Regions from separate parts of the Mus musculus genome. Here region 2 is linked to region 1. Evidence: chromatin loops called from intact Hi-C (ENCODE). Cell type or tissue: left cerebral cortex. All regions are shown on one strand. Links, peaks and the distances in the headings refer to the core of each region. The heading gives the core; the rest is flanking DNA.

Region 1 (11,335 bases), core at 1,420-9,419:
ACCCAAGACTATCAGCCCAGAGATGGTACCACCCACAAGGGGCCCTTCCTCCTTGATCATTAATTGAGAAAATGCCTTACAGCTGGATCTCATGGAGGCATTTCCTCAACTGAAACTCCTTTCTCTGTGATAACTCCATCATGTGTCAAGTTGACACACAAAACCAGAGAGTACACCCCCCAAAGCTCCCAGGGACTAACCCACCAACCAAAGAGTGCACATGGGGCATGCAGGGTTGGGGGGAACTTATAGCTCAGCTGAATATGTAGCAGAGGATTGCTTTATCGGGCATCACTGGAAGGGAAGGCCCTCTGTCCTGTGGAGGCTCGATGACCCAGGATAGGGGAATGCTAGGGAGCTGAGGCAGGAGTGGGTGGGTAGGGGAGCACCCTCATAGTGAGATGGGGAGAGGGGAGAAGGAGGAGATAGGGGGTTTGTGAAGGGAAAACTGGGATGGGGATAACATTTGAAATGTAAATAAATAAAATAACCAATAAAAAGAAAGGAAAAAAATGAGTTCTCTGGGACAAACATTCTTGAATTTTGTATGGTCTAGTGTTGGGGCTTTTGATGAGAGAGAATTTTCTAAGCCTCTCAAAGGGCCTTAGAATAATTGGTTGTCTTGAGTTAAGAGCCTGGTATGTGATGGTACCATGCATGTTTAATGCAGATGTCTTTATATTGGAGAAGCCTGTGTTAATATGTAAGCAGTGAAGAGAATCTGGGGAGGTGCTGAGGGTATAGCTTTTTGCGTCTCATTTTTAAGTTAATGACGTGTTTTCAGACAGCTGGGCCCCAGGGAACCTCTCTCCTGGAAGCCTGCTTCTATCCTGAGGCATGAGAAGGAATCCTCAAACAATTAAAGAGTGGAGAGTTAGAGGCTTCGCCATCCTCTACTTGATACATTCGCTTCGCCTGAGCACTGCTTTCTTACCAGACACGGTGTCCATACAACCTGGTTTAGAAACATAGATGTCTAAATCTTTAAAAAAAAAAAAAAAAAAAAAAAAAACAAAAAAAAAACAAACCCTGCCTTTCAATGCAGACAGAAGCCGTAGGAAACCCAGTGTCAATACCCCGTTGACTCTCCCAAGAAGACATGGTGGGGGTGGGGAAGCCATGGCTTATTTCTGAGCAGTTAAGGAAAGCTGTCTACCAGGCGCTCCCTCCAGGACCACAGCAAGAAATCTTCAGTTAGCATCTCCACGGAGAGCTGTACCTGCAAGACTAAGATGTCAGCCCAATTTGTACAGGCAGATCCTCTGACTCACCAGTAAATACCGTGGATTTAATTCATCTGTTATTGTATGCCTATGTTTGTGTGGTATCTGTGTATGTATATATGCGTGTTTGCATATGTGTGAGCATACATACACGTGTGTGTGCCTGTGTACACTGGAGCTTACTGTCAAGTGTCTTCCTCACTACTCTTCAGAGTCTCTCACTTGACTAGAGCTCAGCGATTTGGATAGCCCAGCTAGCCAGCTTGCTTCAGACATCTCTTGTCTCTGCCGTCCAAGAGTGGGGATTACAGGCAAGTTGCCATCCTCTTGCCTGGCATTGATGTGGGTGCCGGGGATTCGAACTCCAGTTCTTACATTTGCATGACAAACACTTTATCTACTGGGCCATCTCCCCCGGTTGTTTGTTCACTCTTTCGTGTCATGTATCTCTAGTCTGAATACGGAAGGTTTTGCTGTTCTTTGGCTGAAGTCTAAAGTGATAGTGAATAAAGGCATTTGGCTTTTGCGCAGTGACTGTGAGCCTCTTCCCACACACCATGGGAGAGCGAGCCCACAGGCTTAGTAACCAGTGAACACGGAGCTCATTTGGAGAAAACTACTTTGTTTTCTAATATGTTAATACTTGGAAACACTCAAATGTTAAGGTCCATTTCTTACCTATAATTTCTGGAATAAATTCCCTCAGACTTCCCTGAATTAAGATTATCTCGGTAGATGCTTGGGAGGTTTGACTCAAACCTTCTCTTGAGGGATCCAAGAATCACATGCCCACATGGCCACGCACACAAGGCCTGTGGAACCAAAGGTTTATTTTCTTGTCTTAAGCATATTTTATGTACTTCTTTTTTTCATTTAATTTAATTTTTTACTTGCATACTTTACATTTCGCTTACTGCCTCCCTCCTGATCACCCTTCTCACAATCCTTCCCCATCTACCCTCCCCTTCTCCGCTGAGCAGGTGAAGGACCTCTGGTCATCCCTCCCCACCCACCCCCCGACACCCACCCCCCACCCTCACCCCCGCACCCTGGACTTCAAGCCTCTTCAAGGCTAGGCACTTTCTCTCCCACTGAGGCCAGACAAGGCAGCCCAGCTAGAACAAATCACAGAAAGGCAACAGCTTTTGCGATAGCCCCCGCTCCAGTTGTTTGGGACCCACATGAAGACCAAGCCGCACATCTGCTACATATGTGAGGGGAGGCCTAGGTCCAGCCTGTGTTTGTTCTCCACCCAGAAGCTGATTCAGACAGAAGCAGCCACCCACAGACAAACAGTGGGGACTCTTATGGAAGAATAGGAGGAAGGATTGTGGACCCCGAAGGGGATAGGAACTCCACAGGAAGACAAACAGAGTCAACTAATCTGACTCTTAGAGACTGAACCACCAACATACACTTGGAGTACTTCTAATAAGACATTCTACACAGTGAAATCATTATGTTCTGGCTTATCACCGTGGAATGTAAATACATTTCATTATTTCCCCAGAAAAATAGCAATGGTCCTGTGGGAAGTACAATTATTTTCAACTGTCACTCAAACATTACTAAAATGATGGCAATGAATAAGTTCAAGAACGGAGAGAAGATAAAGAGATAAGACGAATTGTTAGAGAAAATTTACATGAAAAGCTTCATTTCTCGACAAGATAAACATGTTTGTATTCTTCCTTCGAAGGACAGTGAGAACTTGTGCGTCGTAGGTAGAACAACTAGACGTTGAAAAGAGGAAAGATGTCAGAGGCTAGAAACCTCAGGATCCAAAGAACAACGTGCCAGTGAGTTCCTGGGGGTCATTTTGGGTCTTACATACCTACATCGCACCAGAAATGGCAAAAGGTACAGACTAGAAACACTGTAAGCTAATGGCTCTCAACCTTCCTGATGCCGTGACCCTTAATGCAGTTCCTCATCTTGTTTTGACCCCAAATCATAAAGTTATTTTATTTCATAACTGTAATTTTGCTACTGCTATGAATCATAGTGAAAATATCTGTGTTTTGTGATGGTCTTAGGTAACCCCTGTGAAAGAGTCCTTTGACACCTCCACCCCACCCCAAGGAAGTCACAACCCACAGGTTGAGAACCATTGCTTACATAGCCCTGGCTGTCCTGGAACTCACTGTGTAAACCGGACCATCTCAAACTCACAGAAATCCACTTGCCTTTGCCTCCCAAGGGCTGGAATTAAAGGAGCACGCCACCACACCCAGCTATAAACAATCGTGTGACCAATGGTTTTAAAAAGCATCAGCAGGGAACAGTCTCCACAAAGAAAAGAAGAAGTGAGTGCAAAAGACCTGAAAAAGTCAATGATGGGAATAAGCTCACCAGATAGGTTCAGCAGCAACCTGCAGCGGGCAGGGAAACACCCGCTAGTCTGTCAATCACCCTGCAGGCAGAATAGAAGATGTTCTCCAAACAGAACAATGGGAAATCGAGTTTAAGAAATGCATAGCCAGGGACCTGGGGAGATGGCCCAGTGTCCTGAACAAAGAATGATCTGCAATCGCTGTGCTATTTTCAAGCAAGTTTGGTTTTTAGGTATACAGCAAACAGAAATGAAAGAAAGAGACAGCAAGCAGGAGGTAGTAGTTCATGAGATCAGACACTTACGTCATCCAGCAGAAAGCAACGGAGGAGACCTGGAGAGCAAAAACCAGCTAGTTGGAGCCTCTCTCTGACCCACAAAAAGGGTTCCAGGAAGAACGGCTTCTCTTAGGTAAGATGTCCAATGAACCATTCCCACCGTGGGCATCTTTATGTCAGGAAGGTCAGAGGGAATGATCAGCTGTGATCAAGGACACGGTGTGTTAACTCAGATACTCTCCTTCTGTCCTCCCGGACCTGGTATTTTTTACTCTTTGGGCCATTTTGCTACACTATTGCTTTCTCACAGAGCCAGCCAGGTAGCCCATCCCCAGCCAGGGGGTCTCTGGGACAATTTACAAGAAATATGCTTGGGTATTAAGTATGTGTGTGACTGGGGCACGGGGTGACAACCCTATGTCCACAACCAGCTTTTCAATGGACTTAAACAACACATAACAATTTATTACTATAATGCATATTATACTCAGCCAGTAAATTGCTTGGCATGCATGCATTAGGATGTGAGTTCAGATCCCTAGGACAAACATGAAAAGGCCAGGCGTGTCATCATATGTCTGTAATCCCAGCACTGGGAAAGCCAAAACTGGGGCTGGATAGCCAGCTAGTCTAACGACATCAGTGAGCTTCAGGCTGTGGGCACATGGAAGCTGTTAGCAAGGGACAGAGGACTGATGCTCTGCTGTAGACATAGGGAAGTCAACCAGGGAAGGAACTTTACATACTGGACAGTGGAAGATGGGCAGGAAAAGAACCACTGGCTCTGAGAAAGGAAAATGCTGATTGAAGGTACTTTTTCTTTTTCTTTTTCTTTTTCTTCTTGAGACATTTATCCCCACCTAGCCTTGAACTCTCTATGTAGCTGAGGATGACCTTGAACTTCTGGTCTTTTTATCCCCACATTCTGAGTACTAGGATTAAAGGCATATACTACCATGTTCTGTTTATGGAATGCTGGGGGTCGAACCCAGACCCTCTTACATTCAGGCAAGGCACCTGCCCCATTAAGCTTGACACCACCACCACCACCCCCCCACCTCCGGTCCCAAGACATCCTATTTAAGGGGAGATAATGGAAATTGTGTCTCTCCTCTAAGTCACCCGCTGAAAAGAACAATCCGAGATGAAGAAATTGAAGACTGAAGACTGAAAAGATGTGGTATGAACACCCAGAACAGCTAAACGACGCTTTCAAACGAGCTACTTAAAGCTGTAAAATAACGAATTGTCCACCAGGTGGCAGTGTCTAAGGAGGCTAGCGTATCCCATCAGCCTCGGCGCTCGGGGGTGGAAGAAGGCGTGGAGGTGACTCTCTGGCCTTCAAGGCCTCTACTCGCCTGTCCCGACTGACGTTGGGCAACAAAGATGGCGGCAGGAACCAGCAATTACTGGGAAGGTGAGGGCAAGGCCTCGGAGTGGGTTCCACCGGGTGCAGAGTGAACTTAATGAGGCTGGATCTTGAGGGAGGCAGCAGAGGGAAGAGCCAGGCTACGGAATGAGCCACACTTTGGGATGAGGTTGTCCAAGAGGAGCCCTGGGCCTGGGAACTTGGGGAAGGAGCTGGGGCGGAGTGAGCCGGACCTGGGAAGGGGTTGGGTCCGGGAGTGGAGGGAGCCGGGATGGAGAGGAAGAGGCGCCTGAGGCTCCAGATGGAAGTGTGTGAGGGGTAGTGAGGCTCTCCGGATGGGGCTGCGGGGACGAGCTCTTGGGAGGAGGGTGTTGAGCAACAATATCCAGAGCCCGGAAGACGAGCAGTCAGAACCTTGGAGTTGAGGTCACTGTCAGACAACTAGGAGTGAGGAGGGACTTGTCAGCGCCAGCCTTGCAGGGATATTTTAGTGGATGGTCGTCTCCTCCTGGACCCCAACTGGCAATTTGAGATTGAGACTTTAATGACGACTGGGTGACAGAATACTGAAAATAACTGTACCTTCTTCCCTGGACTCCAAGATCGGTTTTGTTAAAAATGATAGCAAAAAAAGGTTCTAATGAATACGTTTGCTGTTCGTCTCCCGCCAGGAAAACCTTCAGTTGTGCTTATTTAATTCCTGAAAGTCTGGTCCACTCAAGTGAGGTCACACAAAACCTTCCTAGTCCACAGTGATCCACAGAGATCAGAAATGGCCCACTTTGTTTCATTTAACCTTTTGCTTATTTAGTTTTTAAGCCTATTTCCTCTTTTTGTCCCATGAAGCCCCTGGGAAATATGGTATTGTCACCATCAGCCAGTAGATCTAAGGGACTGAATTTTATGTTCTGTCATGTTTTCAAAATACATTCTACTTTATGCTTTTCATTAGACTAAATAGATAAATAGAATTACAGAGAAACATGCCTATAGTTTAAAATGTGTATTTAAAATGCCCTTTGGAAATACTTGTCGTAGCTAGAATTTCTTTTTAAACTATGTAGATAGGAGTAGCTGCTATGATAGTCATTATTGATAGTCATTAGGCTGTGGGTTTTTGAAACACTATACTGTAATAATTAAAGCAATTAATATATTGACAATATATCTTTGTACCAGATGCTTTAAGCATGTATAGAAAAACTGAAAGCTTGAGGTTTTTAAATGAACTGGATCATCAGTAAATCTCAAAGACAATAGGTGGCTGAGCTGACGTTAGGAGTGGGATTTGGTCTCTGGGTAGATACACTCCACCATATAATTCTGCTTCCTGCCTTGGATTGCAAAATATAATGACACAGTGTCTTGATATTCTTTAGTCCTGAGACATTCTTACATTATTCCTTCCTGTGTTTACTCCTTTCATTTGAATTTCACCATGAACACACACACACACATACACATATATGCATGCATACATACATACATACGTACGTATGTACATACATATTGGGTTTCCAAGTATGGCTCCTTTCATTCAGCCGTTCAGAAACCAAGCTTCTACACCAGTTTATCTGTTTGCTTCTACTTTTAAAACATATGCTTTAAAAAAAAAAAAAAACCTGTCACATTTGTCTTGTTCAAAGTGTACTCTTTGTTTTTACCTGATACCCCCCCAATTTTTTTTTTTTTATTAATTTGCTTTTGCTTTTTCCTTGTGTTTAATTGCTGAGGTATTTTGCCTGTTTGAAAAACGAAAAGGCAAGACCCAAACTCCTAACAGAGTTTTGAAACAAAGAAAACTGTGTCAAAAAGAATGCTAGCTTCTTAGAAAGCTATCTGGTAAACTGATGTGAGGGTTATAGACCATCTTCATTTCTCCGTGATTTATATTCTCCCCTTGTTGCCCTTTAAGTTACAGCAGTTGGTTGTTGCTATGAGAGCATTCTCAGGGATGCTATGGCACTGGCTGTCAAGCTGTCTTTGAAAGAAAAGGGACAGGTTGTGTGTCTCCCACAACTGCCTCCCTCATGGCTCCCATCTGAACTTTAAATACTTGACCAATTTATTTTCTTAGACATGCCTTTGGTTTCTGAGTAACTAGATCAGAGATCAATATGTGATCATTTTCATAGTTGCCTTTCTTAAAATATCTTAGGAATTTAGCGTCTACTGATAGACCAATGATTTACTTTTGTAATTTTCTTAAAAGATCTCAGGAAACAAGCTCGGCAGCTGGAAAACGAACTTGACCTGAAACTCGTTTCCTTCAGTAAACTCTGTACGAGCTACAGCCACAGCGGCTCACGGGATGGAGGACGCGATAGGTACAGGTACTGCCAGACTCTGATGCCTGACTCTGGGATGCTTTAAAAGAACACCGACATAGAGAACTCTGTTACCTGATCTGCTGCTAAGCTGCTGATGTTTTGATTTTGTTGTCATTATCTTTGTGTGTATGTGTCTGTCCATCTGTCTCTGTGTCTCTCTGTGTGTATCTGTCTGTGTATCTTTAATCCCAATTCTTCCTAATTCTTGAGACTAACATTTATTTGAGATCTTAAAGATTGTGATAGCTGAGGAAGAAACTTCTTGAGTTTAAAAATGAGTTTGTATCAATAGTAAGTTTCTAAAGGCATGCTTGTACACTTCTGCCAGCACTAGGAGGCAGAGACAGGGGACACATGATTGTAAATTCATTCCGGGCTCCATAGCAGATCCAAAGAAGTTTCATTCTTAGTCCACAGAAATGTCTGGTCTGCCCACATGATTTTTGTTTTGTTTTGTTTTGTTTTGTTTTGTTTTGTTTTGTTTTTGTATTTCGAGATAGGCTTTCTCTGTGTAGCCCTGGCTGTCCTGGAACTCACTCTGTAGATCAGGCTGACCTCGAACTCAGAAATCTGCCTGCCTCTGCCTCCACAGGGCTGGGATTAAAGGGCTCTACCACCATCTGGCTGATATTTTTGTTTTCTAATTTCTCAGTGGAACTGTATACACGTATGCAGACTGTTTTTCTGGTGTTTATGGTTTAGAATGACTCTAATGCAGGACCCTCACAATCATGGAAGGTGGTTGTTGTTGTTGTTTTGAGAAACTAGCATATTACAACTCAAGGAAAAGTTATTTGGTGGCAGGGGGTGTGGTCGGGAGGTGAGGGCAAGGTTTGAGACAGGGTTTCTCTGTGTAAAGAGCCCCTGGCTGTCCTGAAACTTGCCATGTATTCCAGCCTGGCCTCTAACTCATAAGAGATCCACCTGCCTCTGCCTCCCTAGTGCTGGGATTAAACGTGTGTGCCACCATGTCTGGCTGAAAGTTTATATTTTTAAATCTTCTGATTATTTAATCACTTGTTTCAAAAAAAAAATCAGAAAATGTTTGAGATTCTTAGAAATGTAAGTAATAACATGAACCCTATTTTGTTAATGTCTCTTTTTAAAATATAACCAATGCAAGTTAAATAAAGCCCCTGGTAGCGTCCCACACTATACTTCTCATTTACATAGAAATATCACTATTTTTGTTACAGATCTTGGTATTTCTAGTCAATTCATAGTATTATACAAAAGCTATTTTGTAGTTTGCTTTTTTTAATTTAACATGTCTTTGAAGTTCAGCTATGGGTGCATTTGGTCACTGTCTTTATTTGCTACATATATTAAACACCTATGTTAGAGCTTAACTATTTGATAGATATTTCTAATTTTTGATACTTAATAATAAGTTTAATAGCTAATATGATCACTGTATTTGAAGTTCTGTTCTTAAAATTTTGTATAAATGTTGCTATGAACATTTTCACCTGGATTGTACTTATGCATACACCCAGCAATGAGATTATTGATAGCAGAGTGGAGGGTGGATATTTGCTAGCTAATATTGACAACAATAAAACTGAGCTCGAATCTCCAGAACACACATCCTGTATACATCACAACAAATCTCTTTTCGCTATTGTAGCCAAAGTGTTGGTCCTTTTGCATAGGGGCTATGGCTTGCAAAGCTAGCAGGTACAATGTGTGGACTCAGGGACCTAGAAACAAGCTAGCAGCACCCGTGGACCTCAGGGCAAGACTTTGTTTTGCACACTTTCATTCACCAAGTATGGGGCATGAGGGTCGTTTTTGCTTTTGTTTCTTTTTTTTTTAAGATTTATTTATTATTATATCTAAGTACATTGTAGCTGTCTTCAGACACACCAGAAGACGGTGTCAGATCTCATTAAGGATGGTTGTGGGTCACCATGTGGTTGCTGGGATTTGAACTCAGGACCTTCGGAAGAGCAGTCGGTGCTCTTACCTGCTAAGCCATCTCTCCAGCCCTGCTTTTGTTTCTTACTGAGTGTGTTTTCTGTTCAGAAGGCTTTTTTTCTGGATTTAAGGCTCATATCTGTTTTTTCCAGCAGTATACAATTTTCAAACACAAACCTGCCAGGAAGTATTGTTATGGGAGGCTTCTCCTGTGCTCTCTGCTTGGATTCCCTTTTAAAGAAACAAAGTCTTGAGAACATTCTGAATTCAGCTACACACTGGGGCTGATTTTGCTTTCCCTAGAGAGCCTAAGGTTATGAGGTTGCAGGCTGAGGCTGGAGCTCCGTGTCCGGGAACTGTAATCCCCAGCTCTGGAAAATAAAGACAGACTGTGCATGCTGTCCTAGTTAAGGTTTTACTGCTGTGAACAGGCACCGTGACCAAGGCAAGTCTTATAAGGACAGCATTTCATTGGGGCTGGCTTACAGGTTCAGAGGTTCAGTCCATTATCATCAAGGCAGGAACATGGCATCATCCAGGCAGGAGGAGCTGAGAGTTCTACATCTTCATCTGAAGGCTGCTAGCAGAGCAGCTAGGATGAGGTCTTAAAGCCCACACCCACAGTGACACACCTACTCCACAAGGGCCACACCTCCTAATAGTGCCAGTCCCTGGCCAAGTGTACACAAACCATCACACATGCTCAGTGTTCGTTTTGATTTCCAGCATGTCGCACAAATGCAGTCATCAGTGAACAGAACTTTTCTTTTAAGAGTCTTGGGGTTTTTTTTTCTGTATGTTGAGAGTCAAGGGCTATTTAATTGAACTAAATTCAACTGAATCCTAATGTTAGAGAGAATGAGGTGGGTTTTTAAAAAAAAATTATTTATTTGTTTTATGTAAGTACATTGTCACTGACTTCAGACACACTAGAAGAGGTTTCATTACAGATGGTTGTGAGCCACCATGTGGTTGCTGGGATTTGAACTCACAACCTCTGGAAGAGCAGTCGGTGCTCATAACCAGCCCTGAGAATGAGGGGTTTTCCTTTTTTTTTTTTTTCTTTTAATAAGAATGAGGGTTTTTTTTTTAACCATTTCCCTAGACTTCTCTACTATCCTAAGAATAGTGAATATTGGAAGAGATTGCCCTGTTACGTATTCATTCAACAAGTATTTAAAGAAGAGTAAATACCACTTGCCAGGTGCTGGGCATATGTGCATGAGAAGACAAGCAGCTTCCTTCTTGATCTCTACAGACCCATTGTTCTCTTCAGTGTGCCTTGTGGGAGGGTTCAGATCAGCGGCAGAGAGAGCTGCTCTGTGGCTGCACATCCTAGGGGACACCCCCACAACCTTGGTTTACGGGACACAGTAAAAAAACTGACCCCAGTCTCCACTTTGATCACTATGTGACCCAAGCTGGTCTCAACCCTGTTACCTTCCTACCTCAGCCCCCCAAGTGCTGGAATTACAGGTGTGCACCATAATGCCTGCCTAAGAACTAGGTATGTTTATGTCATGTTACAAGGCATAGAAATGGGAATGTTTGCAGAAGAAACAGAGCCTATGACCTAGTGAAACATCTGAAATAAGAATCCTTATTAAAGCCAGGCCTGGTCCATACCTGTAGTCCCACACTGAGAGAAGGAACAGAAAGACCACGTGTTCCAGGCAAGCCTCTGTCTTTACGGGGAAAAAAAAATCTGGGGCTAGAGCCATAGCTGCTTTTGCAGAGGACCTGGGTTTGATTCTCAGCAGCTGCATGGCCACACTCACAAGTGCTTATAACCAAGTCCAGGGAATCGGGTGCCCTCTGGTCTCTTCCAGCTCTGCATGCACATGATGTACATAAACTCGTGCAGGCAAACAAGCACACCCATAAAT
Region 2 (11,335 bases), core at 1,189-9,188, 110 kb after region 1:
AATCTGGTCCAAAAAGCTCAAAATTCAGGGCCAGGTGGCCAGGAGTATGAGTCACAGCTTACCAGGCAGGTGACTTCGACATTCAGCAGGACAAACGTCCAGGCTATTCAGGAGGTAATATGTGTAAGACTCCTGTTTGATAAAGAAATTAAAACAGTGCTGAGCACACTTTGGCAGAGTGTTACCCATTGTTCCTGGGTAGATTTACTTCACATATAAATGTATTACAGCTTATTACGCTCAGAGTTGTCACTTCAACAAGGCCCTGGAATTTGGAAGCCTCTCAGGTCTCCGGCCCCCACCTCCCCAGGCTCTCCCAGACGAGCAGGCCTGTGCCTTTGCTTGCACCATAAATCAGGCCCCACAGGCCTGTAATTATGAGACCACGAAGGCGGGCTGAGCCCACCCTGTCCCAGGGGCTTCCTGCACTCCGCCCCTCCAGAGGGGGAGGACCGGGCTGGGAGCTGGGGGGTCCCTCCTCAGGCCCCTGATTTATGGCAGTCTGTGTGAAGGAGATTTACGAGCCAAGACCCAGAGCTGGAACGAGGTGGAAGCGTGGGGAGCGAGGTGCAGGATACTTGGTGTCCTGCACCAAGTGGGCTTGTGGAAGGGGTGAAGGCCCTCTCCTGGGGCTTCTTCCTCGTGCTCGGTGATTCTATGGGACATCTGGCTGTGCCCTTAGATAGACCACCTTTATACCATCAGATATATCATCATTTTCAGATGAACTGTTAAACACTCCCATGTGTTGCTTTGACTGCAAAGCTCAGTGGTCTCTGGAGAGCCAGTCTACCCCCAGATTCTGCCTTCATCACGCTCCCAAATGCAAGGACCCTGGCTAGGACAGACACCAGCGTGGGGTAGCTCAGGGAAGGGAACAAAAGAGGATAGCCTCCAAGCCCTGCTCACTTAGATTTGAGACCCAAATGCTTGCTGTACTTTTTGTTTGGAGACAGGGTCTCTTGTAACCCAGGCTGGCCTCAAACTCGCCATGTAGCTGCAGCTAGTCTTAAAACTCTGATCCTCCTGCCTCAGCTGCTAAATGCTGGGGTTACAGGGCCACAAGGCCTGGCCTTCTGGTGGTTTTATGCCGTTTCACAGAAGTGGAAACAACTTCCTGGTGGACACACAGCTCAAAGTGATCAGGTGTCTGAGTGATTTAACGTGAGGACGGAAGAGACCTGAGCTTACTGGTAAGACAGAATACATCGAGGGACACAATTCATGGCAACTCCTGGGAAAAAAGGGCCTGAGGCCTGGAACATCAGCAGCAGGAAGAGGACAAGAGGCCACCTAGCAGGCATAACTAGGTCTCTTTCTTCTAGGAATGTGGCCAGCAGCCACACTTCTGGTGGGACATGAAGCCTGTTCTCTGATGTAGCACTCACCTCTGTCCACTGTAGAATGCACCTGCTTCTGAAAGGGGTCGGGCTGTTGCAGCAGCGGGTCCAGAAACCCTCTTAGCCATAGTAGGCAGGCAGCCATGCTAGAAGGTAGAGGGATGATCTTTGTTTACCTTTGGTACAAGGAAGAATGGCTTCCCAACCGATTTTTTTTTTCATTTTACTTTATGTGTGTGGGTGTTTCCCTGCGTGTATGTCTGCGTGTATGTCTGAGGGTATCAGGTCTCTCTCTCTCTCTCTCTCTCTCTCTCTGGTTTTTCGAGACAGGGTTTCTCTGTGTAGCCCTGTCTGTCCTGGAACTCACTCTGTAGACCAGGCTGGCCTCGAACTCAGAAATCCACCTGCCTCTGCCTCCCAAGTGCTGGAATTAAAGGCGTGCGCCACCACTGCCCTGCTTGGGTATTGGATCTCTTGAAACTGGAGTTCCTGACCTATGAGAGTCGCCATGGGAATGCACTCCGGAAGAACAGCAGAGTGCTCTCAGCCACTCAGCCTCCCCTCCAGCTCACAATAGATACTTCTTTGTTCATTTATTTTAGAAAGGAGCTCACGGAGTAGTGCTGGCTGGCCTTGATTTTGCCGAGATCTACCCTGCCCTGCCTCCAGAGAGCTGAGATTATAGGCATGCACCACACCTGGCAAATTTTGAATGGATTTCTGACTCAGATTTCACCTCAGGCAATTGATTTAACCTCTCTGACCCTGACTCCTCATTTGAACAATTAGAACAATAAAACCATCTAAGGAGGGGATGGGGGATGCTCACAAGGTGAGTGCTTGCTCTCTAGGTATCAGGACCAGAGTTCAACTCCCCAGTGCTTATGGGGGTGGGGCCCTTCAACAGGAAAGAGAGCTTGCTCCCTAGACAAACCATCTGAGTTCAACCCCAGGGACCCATAAGGTAGAAGAGAGAACCCGCTCCCCAAATTGTCCTCTGACTTCCGCACGTGCACATGGCATGTATATATGCACCACACACATAGACACAATGAATAAAGGTAATGAAAAACAAATGAAAAAGAAGATCTGAGTGTGACTGTGCATGCCTGCATATGGCTACACATGACTATAACCCCAGAATCGACAAGGCAGAGACAGATGGTTTTGGAGTACTCATAGCCAGCTAGCCTAGACAAAATGGTGAGCCTCCAGTTTAGTGAGAGAGCCTGTCTCAAGATGGTAAGGTTAAAAAGAGCAGTAGAGGGGCTGGGGAGATGGCTCAGCAGTTAAGAGCACTGGCTGCTTGCTCTTCCAGAGGTCCTGAATTCAATTCCCAGCAACCACATGGTAACTCACAACCAACTGTAATGAGATCTGATGCCTTCAACAGTGTACTCAGAAATGAAATAAATACATCTTTTTTTTAAAGGGGAGTAAAAAAGGCCATAGAGGAAGACACCTGATGTTCTTGTCCAGTTTCCACACGTGCATGCATATAGCATGTGCACCTGCAAACTCACATAGCGTGTGCTACACACGCAACACTCATCACAGCCTGCACACATACAAGCTGCACTCACAAAGCATGTGCCACACACCACACAAAACACACACACAGACAAAGAAAAGTCAGGTGGCTCAAACCACCATATAAGTAAAAATAAAACTAAATTTTAAATAAATAAGCCAGGGGCAGAGGGAATGTCTGAATCATTAACACACTTGTGTACCACTTGACCCCTGGTCTTAATGCACACACACACACACACACACACACACACACACACATCCATGAACATATGCATACACATAAAAATAAACCCTTCCATCTCCTTATGCAGTTTTGTTTTCTACTACCTTCAAGTTTCTCCTTCATTTTTTATTTTACATGTATGGGTGTTTTGCCTGTCTCTGGTATATAGTTTATTAATCAAGGAAAAGGAGAGGCTGGGGAGATTGCTCAGTGGTTAGGACCCCTTGCTGCTCTTCCAGAGGCCCTAGAACTGTCTTCAACTCCAATTTCAGGGGATCTGACACCCTCGTCTGACCTTTGTGAGTAATAGGCATGAACATGGTTCATAGACATACATGTAGTCAAAACTCAGACACATAAAATAATAAGTAATGCATTATTAAAGAAATTGAATGTAAAAATTAATTATACACTAAAGAATGATTTAAAAACAGTTTTCTTTTCAAACATTTGGTGTGTATACTTTTACGTACTTATATACTCAAGGTTGAATAAAATTTTCTAGGATGAAAAAAAAGGTGGTGAACAGAAAAAATTTGAGGCATGCACATGGGGTGAGGGGTGGAGACAGGACCTTGCTATGCAGCCTTGGTTGGCCTGGAACTTGCTATACACACCAGGCTGGCCTCAAACTCACAGATACCCACCCGCTTCTGCCTCTGTAACCCTGGAGTTAATAGCTTGCACCACCACACCCATCTCAGTGAAAAGATTTTAAGCAGCCATATACAGAATGAAGTACTCAAGTATATAATTCCTGCACCGCCCCCACTGCCCATTCTGCCCAGCCTATGGCCAACAAAGACTAGCAGCCCCAATCCCGACTTGTTCTCTGGGTCTGTCTGTTCCTCCACAAATGTTCCAATATAGATACTTCCGTAGTTAACTTGTTGCAATCAGTCAGGAATACAAAGAAGCATGGTGGCACGAACACCTTTAAAGTCAGCAGTCCCGATGGGGGTGGGGGTTGTAAGCCGCATGCAAAAAAAAAAAAAAAAAAAAAAAAAAAAGGAAGGAAAGAAAGAAAAGGAAGGAAGGGAGGGAGGGAGGGAGGAAGAAAGGAAGGAAGGAAGGAAGGAAGGAAGGAAGGAAGGAAGGAAGGAAGGAAGGAAGGACAGCTTAGCCTCAGAGCCAAGCAGACGCCATCCAGCAAAGTCTAAAACTCAGCAGACTTGGTGTGGCTGAGCCACATTAGCGTATCTGCACCCAACAGAAAGTCCTCTCCTTTTTCCGTTGTTCCTGGGTGTGTGGACGAAGCACAGAATGCGATCTAAGCAAGAGTCAGTTCTTCCTTTTGGGGGCTGTCATTTGGGTTGATTCACCCTTTAAACACGGGTAACTTGGAAAATTTTCACTCCTAAGACTGAACTTTGAAAAGAATACTTTGGAGAGGCAAAAGAGAATTTAGATGGCTCGCTTCCACCCTCTGCTGGTCATGATATGGAACTTTAAAGAGAGAGACAATTTATGTGCAAACACAGGCTTTGGGGCTTATGTTGTCTCTGAGGTTACAGCAAACGCACAAGTTTATTCTCCCAAGTCGCCGAGCTCCTGCTGCTGCGGTGAGGGCTCCTCCAATTCCTCCTAGAAGCCCTCCCTTCCCAATATCTTTAAAAGGGTTTTTTTTTTTTTTGAGGGGGAGGATGTAGTTTTGGAGTTTTATTACATACCTTTATTTATTGTGTGTGCACGCATGTGTGTGAAAGAATGCCACACTGAATGTGTAAAGGTCAGAGGATTGGCAGGAATTGATTCTTTCTCCATCATGACCATACTAGGGATCAAACTCAGTTCATCTGGCTTTCAAGCAAGTGCCTTTACCCCTTGAGCTATCTTCCTGTTTGGTTGTGGTGCAGTTAATCAAATCCTGATTCTTGCCCATTTTTAAATAGTGTGTGTGTGTGTGTGTGTGTGTGTGTGTGTGTGTGTGTGTGCACGTGCGCTATAGTAGGAAAGCACTGTGTCATTACATGCCCAGCCTCTGCAGCATAGTTTTGCATATTAAATATCATACTAAGTGAGGTGGCTCATAACTGTAATCCCAGTAGTCCTGTGTTCCAGACGCTGAGGCAAGAAGATTTTGAACCTAAGCTACATGACAAGAAACTACCTCTTATAAAAGCAAAAATATCCAAGCAAACAGAAAAGGCAAATATTGTATGGTGATCCATTCTTCTAATCCCAGCACTCAGGAGGCTGAAGCAGGAGAATCACAAGTTCAAAACCACCGTGGGTCACAAACAGAGTTTGAGGCCAGTCTAAGCTTTATAGCAAGATCCTATCACAGAGGGCTGGGGAGTAGGACTGGGGGGGGGGGGGTGTAGGGGCTCAGCAGTTAAAAGCACTTGCTGCTCTTCTAGAGGGGACCTGAGTTTGATTCTCAGCACCCACAAGGCAGTTCACAACCATCTGCAACCCCAGTTCCAGGGGATCTGATGCCTTCTTTTAGCCCCTTTGGATACCAGGCACCAACATGGTGCCCTGATGAAATACTTTCTCTAAAATGCCAAATATAATGGACTGGACATTATAAGTATATATCATTACCTTATAATTTGCATAGTTGTCATAATTATATTTGTAGTGGTAATATTTTAATCTGCTCTAAACTCCCCAGCAGGTGCACATGCACTTCTTGCTACTGCCCCAATGTTATGGATTCATGAATGAAAGGCACACACACACACACACACACACACACACACACACACACATACACACACACACACACACACAGACAGCCTTTTATTTTAATATGCCTTAAACAATGGCTAAGCACTTCCAGAAACCTCCCCACAGCTAACACTCTGTCCCCTCTGATATTCCTGAATTATAACTTACTAAAACCTATATCCCACTTTGGCCACCACATACATAAAATAAATAAATTTAAAGAAAAAATTCCTTAAAAAAAAAAAAGGAAATATAGGACCAGCAAGATGGTAAGGTGCCATCAAGCCTGCATACCTGGAACCATCATGGTTGAAAGAGAGAACGTGCCCCTGCAAGTTATCTTTTGGACCCCAAATGTGTGCCCTGGCATGTGCATGTACAGAGTGAGAGACAGAGAGACAGAGACAGAGACCCACACACACATACACACAGAGAGAAGACAGACAGACAGACACAGAGACAGAACAATTACATAGAAGCTACAGTTGTTGGCACAGTCCTGTGATTCCAGTGCTTAAGAGATGGAGGCAGGAGGGTCAGGAGTTCAAAGTCACCCTTGGCTACACAGCAAGTTCATAGCCAGCCTGGCCTAAAGAAAGCCAGGTAGTGTCATGGTGCATGACTGTAATCCTGCACTTCAGAGGCTAAAGTAGGAGAAAAAAATTGAGCCTGAGTTACATAGCAAAATCTCAGTCTCTGTCTCTCTCGTTCTCTCATTCTCTCTCTCTCTCTCTCTCTCTCTCTCTCTCTCTCTCTCTCTCTCTCACACACACACACACACACACACACAGAGGAGGGGGCTAAGGATATAGTTTACCAGCATGAGAAACTGAGCTCAAGTCCCCTGTGGTGTGTGTGCATGCATGTGTGTGTGGGAGAGAGAAATATATCCACCACAATGACTGGTTCAGTATGCAAATAAAGAGCCCTACAGGGATGAAGAAATGGCTCAGTCATTAAAGCGCTTGCTGCACCATGTAATAGAGCAGGCCCACGGCTGTAATCCCCACACTGGGAAGGCAGTTACAGGCCTGGGCTCACTGGCCAGCTCATTTAGCCTACTCAGTAAGTTTTAGGCCAGTGAGGACAGTCTGAAGAAAACAGTGTGGACAGCTCCCAGACAACCAGTGCAGGAGGTTGTCCCCTCACCCACTTGTATCTACACACACATACAGCTGCACCCACACTACACATGCACACCCACACAGCCACACCCACACTACACATGCACACACATACAGCTGCACCCACACTACACACACACACATGCACACAGCCACACCCACACTACACATGCACACACATACAGCCATACCCACACTACACACACGCACATGCACACAGCCACACCCACACTACACATGCACACACATACAGCTGCACCCACACTACACACACACACATGCACACAGCCACACCCACACTACACATGCACACACATACAGCCGTACCCACACTACATGTGTAAACACACACTACACCCACACACGCATACAGCATGCCTACAAAGAATCAGAAACTTTCTTCCATTCCCATGAAATGAAGGTGTATCTGCTATACTGTCAAATACATCAATACTGCACCAGAGTAGAAGTCACAGCAGGACGTGCCTGTGGCCCCAGTACTCAGGAGGCTGAGGCAGCAGAGCATTTGAATCCAGAAGCAGGAGCCTATGCCACACAGCAAAACTTTCTAAGGAAGGGAGGAGGGAAGAAAGGAGGGAGGGAGAGTAGAACAAAAGGATAAAAAGAGAAAGAGAATGGGCTGGACAGATGGCTCAACAGTTAAGAGCACTGACTGCTCTTCTAGAGGGCCTGAATTCAATTCCCAGCTGGTGGCTCACAACCATCTGTAATGGGATCGGATGCCCTCTTCTGGTGTGTCTGAAAACAGCAACAGTGTACTCATATACAAAAACTAAACAAATAAATCGAGAGAGAGAGAGAGAAAGAGAGAGAAAGAGAGAGAGAGAGAGAGAGAGATGGCTTGGTCTCAGTCATTAAAGTGCTTGCTATACTAGAGAGGACCTGACTTCAATTGCCAGAACCTATTTAATAAAAGTGGCACATACTTTTAATTTCAGCTTTGGGGAGGCAGAGGCAGGCAGATGTCTGTGAATTTGAGGCCAGTCTGATCTGCACATTGAGTTCCAGGCCAGCCAGTGCTAAACAGTACCCAGAGAAAAGACTAGTGGTGATGGAGAGGGGAAGTTTGGGGTTTGGGTTTGTTTTGATTATTTTTTATAAACAAAGACATTCTTTAGCCCAGTAGTTTGGGAAGTCACTCTTTACCCCAGGCTGACTTTGAACTCAGGACAGTCCTCCTGCCTCTGCCTCCCAAGTTCTGGAATTGCAGGCTTATGGTTTTGTATCCTGGGTGTGGTTTGGGGTATCTAGTGCTGGGGTTTGAACATCTTGGCAGATGCTGTCTTAGCCTACAGGTCTAACCTGTGCTCCTATAGGGAGTCTTTGCCTGGGGGCACTTGTGGGGGAAGCTACAACATCTTCTCCAGCACAGCTGTGTGTGCCCAGGGCTCATAAGGCTCCAACACCTATGCCAGACGCCTTTGCTGTGAGAAGAGGCTGGAAGCCCAAGAGACAGGCGTGGCAGTCTTCAGGAAGGGCCGCTGCTGGGCGTGGCTTCTCAGAGTCAGGTTGAGGCTCTACTGAGTAACAAGTGCTCCAGCTCCCATCTTGAGCAGAAGTAGCTTGAAGGAACACCCCTGCCGATCACACAGTCTCTCCCTCTCCCTCCCTCCCTCCCTCCCTCCCTCCCTCCCTCCCTCCCTCCCTCCCTCCCTTCCTCCCTCCCTTTCCCTGTCCCCCTCCCTCTTCTCTCTCGCTCGTTCTGGCGCTGGGATATGGCTATTTTCACACGGAAGCAGAGAGCTGGCTTGAGAACAGAGCTAGCTAGCAACGAGAAAAGACAGCTTGGAACTATATTGAGTCACGTGACCTGAGGACTAGCCCAAACCATCCCTAAAGCTGTACTCCATGCCACCCACTGTTCAAGAGCGCGAGCCAGTTGAACTATTCTATTGCTTCAGTTGCTGCTAAACTGACAATTACTGTACAAATTGCACATTCCATGAACCCATGGGGCAGACTCCATCCGTTTCTGATGGACTTCCCTTCCCTTCCCTTCCCTTCCCTTCCCTTCCCTTCCCTTCCCTTCCCTTCCCTTCCCTTCCCTTCCCTTCCCTTCCCCTCTCCCTGTCCTCTTTCCCTGTTTTCTGACAGGCTCTCACTATGTAGTCCAGTCTGGCCTTAAACATCTTCCTGCCTGCATGCTAGGTGTGCAGCTGTGTGCCACTGTGCCTCCCTTTTTTAGCTTTTTTAGGGAGGCAAGAATGCCACCCTGTGTGGTGAGAGCATGGCCTCCACTGTCCATCCTTCACCTTCCACCTTGTTTGAGACAGAATTCCTTGTTTTTCACCAGTGTATATCTTAGGCTAGGTGGACCACTGTATACCTCAGGCTAGGTGGACCACTGTATACCTCAGGCTAGATGGACCACTGTATACCTCAGGCTAGGTGGACGTGAAGCCTCCAGAGAGTCTCTTCTCTCTGCCTCCCATTTTCCTGTAGGAGAGATGGAAGTGCAGGTGCTCACACTACTACACGTGACTTTTTTTCATTATTACATATTTGTAGATTACGTATCTGCGAATGGGTATGAGCATGCTGAGTACAGGCATGCAGAGTTATCACTGGATCCCTAGAGCTTGAGAAACAGTGCTTGTGAGCTGCGTAACTTGGGGGCTGAGTACTGAACTTGGGTCCTCTGGAAAAGCAACAAGAGCTCGTAACTGGTGAGCCTCTCTCTAGCCCTGGTGTCTAACTTCTACAAGGGTCCTGGGGATCCGAACTCGGGTTGTCAGGCTTAAACACCAAGCACTTTACCCACAGTTACCCCCAAGCAGCCCCTCTCTTTCTGTCAGTGACCCCCCTATTTGTTTGGAACTCTATGTAGACCAGGCTGGTCTTGAACTCACAAAGATCCACTTGCCTCTGCCACCTGAGTGCAGGGATTAAAGGTGTGTGCCAGTATGGCCAGCTGTTATATTTAATTTATAAACAGGTGTGAATATACGAATATGAGCACAGGAATACAGGCAGTCTCGGGTCACGCAGCGGATATGGAGGTCCGAGGAAAACGTGTGGAAATCAGTTCTGCACTCCCACCTTGCTGGCTGGAGGCAGGGTCTGCTCTCTTATTTCTGTGCGTTTGCTGTTTACTGCAGCGCGGCTGACCTGAGAGCTTCCAAGGTGATTCTCTCATCTCCCGCCTTTCTAGAGAGGAGCCCTGGGACTCAAGATGTGTGCCTCCACAGCTGTTTTGTTGTTGGGTTCTTTATTTTATTATTATTATTATTATTATTATTTTATGTGTATGAGTGTTTTGCCTACATGTAGGCCTGTGCACCACCTGTGTGCCTGATGCCCGAGGAGGTGGTGAGCCTCCATGTGGGTTCTGGGAATCAAATCTGGGTCCTCTGCAACAACAAGTGCTCTAACCACTGAGCCATCCTTCCAGCCCCCACAGTCGGCTTTTAAGTCACTCTGGGGATGGACCTCTGGTCATCAGGTCTGCATAGTTTCCATTGCTGTGAAGAGACACCATGACCAAGGCAACTCTTATAAAGGTAAACATTTAACTGGGGCTGGCTGACAGATTCCGAGGTTTTAGTCTACTATCACCATGGCGGGGAGCATGGCGGCACGCAGGCAGACACGGTGCTGGGAAGGAGCTGAGTGCTCTACAAGGAGAGGACTACTGTGTCTCACACTGGGCAGAGCTTGAGCATATATATTACCTCAGAGTTCTTCCTCCATAGTGACACATGTCCTCCAACAAGGCCACATCTCCCAATGGTGCCACTTCCTGGGCCAAACATATTGAAACAACTACAAGAGGCAAGCATGTTTTACCATGAAGCCATCTTATCAGCCCTAGTTTTGACTTTCCAAGACAGAGAGACTCATGCAGCCCTACACTGGCCTCTGTCTCCTGAGCCTGCCCTTCCCCAAGGTGTCAGCATTGCTAGGCCTGTAAACTTCTTTTCTCTATTTTTAAAATCGATTTTTATTTATGTATATGGATGTGTGTGGATGTGTGCCACAGTGTGCTGATGCTCCTGGAAGCCAGAAGAAGGCATCGGGTCCCCTGGAGGTGGGGTTACAGCAATTGTGAGCCTGCTAGTGTGTGTCCTGGGAACTAAACTCACGTCTTCTATAAGATCAGCAAAACTCTTCATCACTGAGCCATCTCCCCAGCCCTATAAACCTCTTTCCTTTATAAAGCAAGCCCATCTCAGGTGTTTTACTACAATGATGAAAATCTAATACAGGCCTGGGTCTCAGGACCACTATCTTCACAGCCACAGAGCAGACACACAACAGAGTGAAGGGAGACTGGCTGTGGCCCCTCAGAAACTAACAGCTTTGCAAGGAGGAGGACTCTGAGATCCACTAAGCCACCTCTCAGGAATGCTGGGATTAAAGGTGTGGTCCACCACCCGATAGGCTAGTGTCCTTCTTGAACCCCACAAATGAATGGAGGTAGC

Evidence for each region. A loop is a pair of places that touch in the nucleus more often than their neighbours do. Peaks named below come from ENCODE experiments on the same cell type or tissue, not always from the same donor. Only the 100,000 strongest peaks of a DNase experiment are listed, where the experiment ranks them.
Region 2: a loop joins it to region 1, with 7 times the contacts of the local background. A loop is called at or near these places in 6 of 42 quality-filtered maps.

Annotation. Positions count from the first base shown.
Region 1 is chr11:76,757,435-76,768,769 of GRCm38, reverse strand. It overlaps Gosr1 (golgi SNAP receptor complex member 1), which reads left to right and starts at 5,192. Exons shown (of 9, transcript NM_016810.4): 1 at 5,192-5,250; 2 at 7,415-7,535. The coding sequence starts at 5,220. In left cerebral cortex, for the core only: a CTCF peak has its summit at 5,091 (motif pointing right); a DNase peak (open chromatin) is centred at 5,142; H3K4me3 peaks cover 1,232 bases; H3K27ac peaks cover 585 bases.
Region 2 is chr11:76,648,429-76,659,763 of GRCm38, reverse strand. Gm46288 (a long non-coding RNA gene) reads right to left here. Exons shown (of 3, transcript XR_001780268.2): 2 at 1,389-1,486; 3 at 1-132. Among named protein-coding and RNA genes, the nearest start is that of Bhlha9, 18 kb to the left of the region's middle. In left cerebral cortex, for the core only: CTCF peaks have their summits at 4,522 (motif pointing left) and 7,635 (motif pointing left); DNase peaks (open chromatin) are centred at 4,511 and 8,701.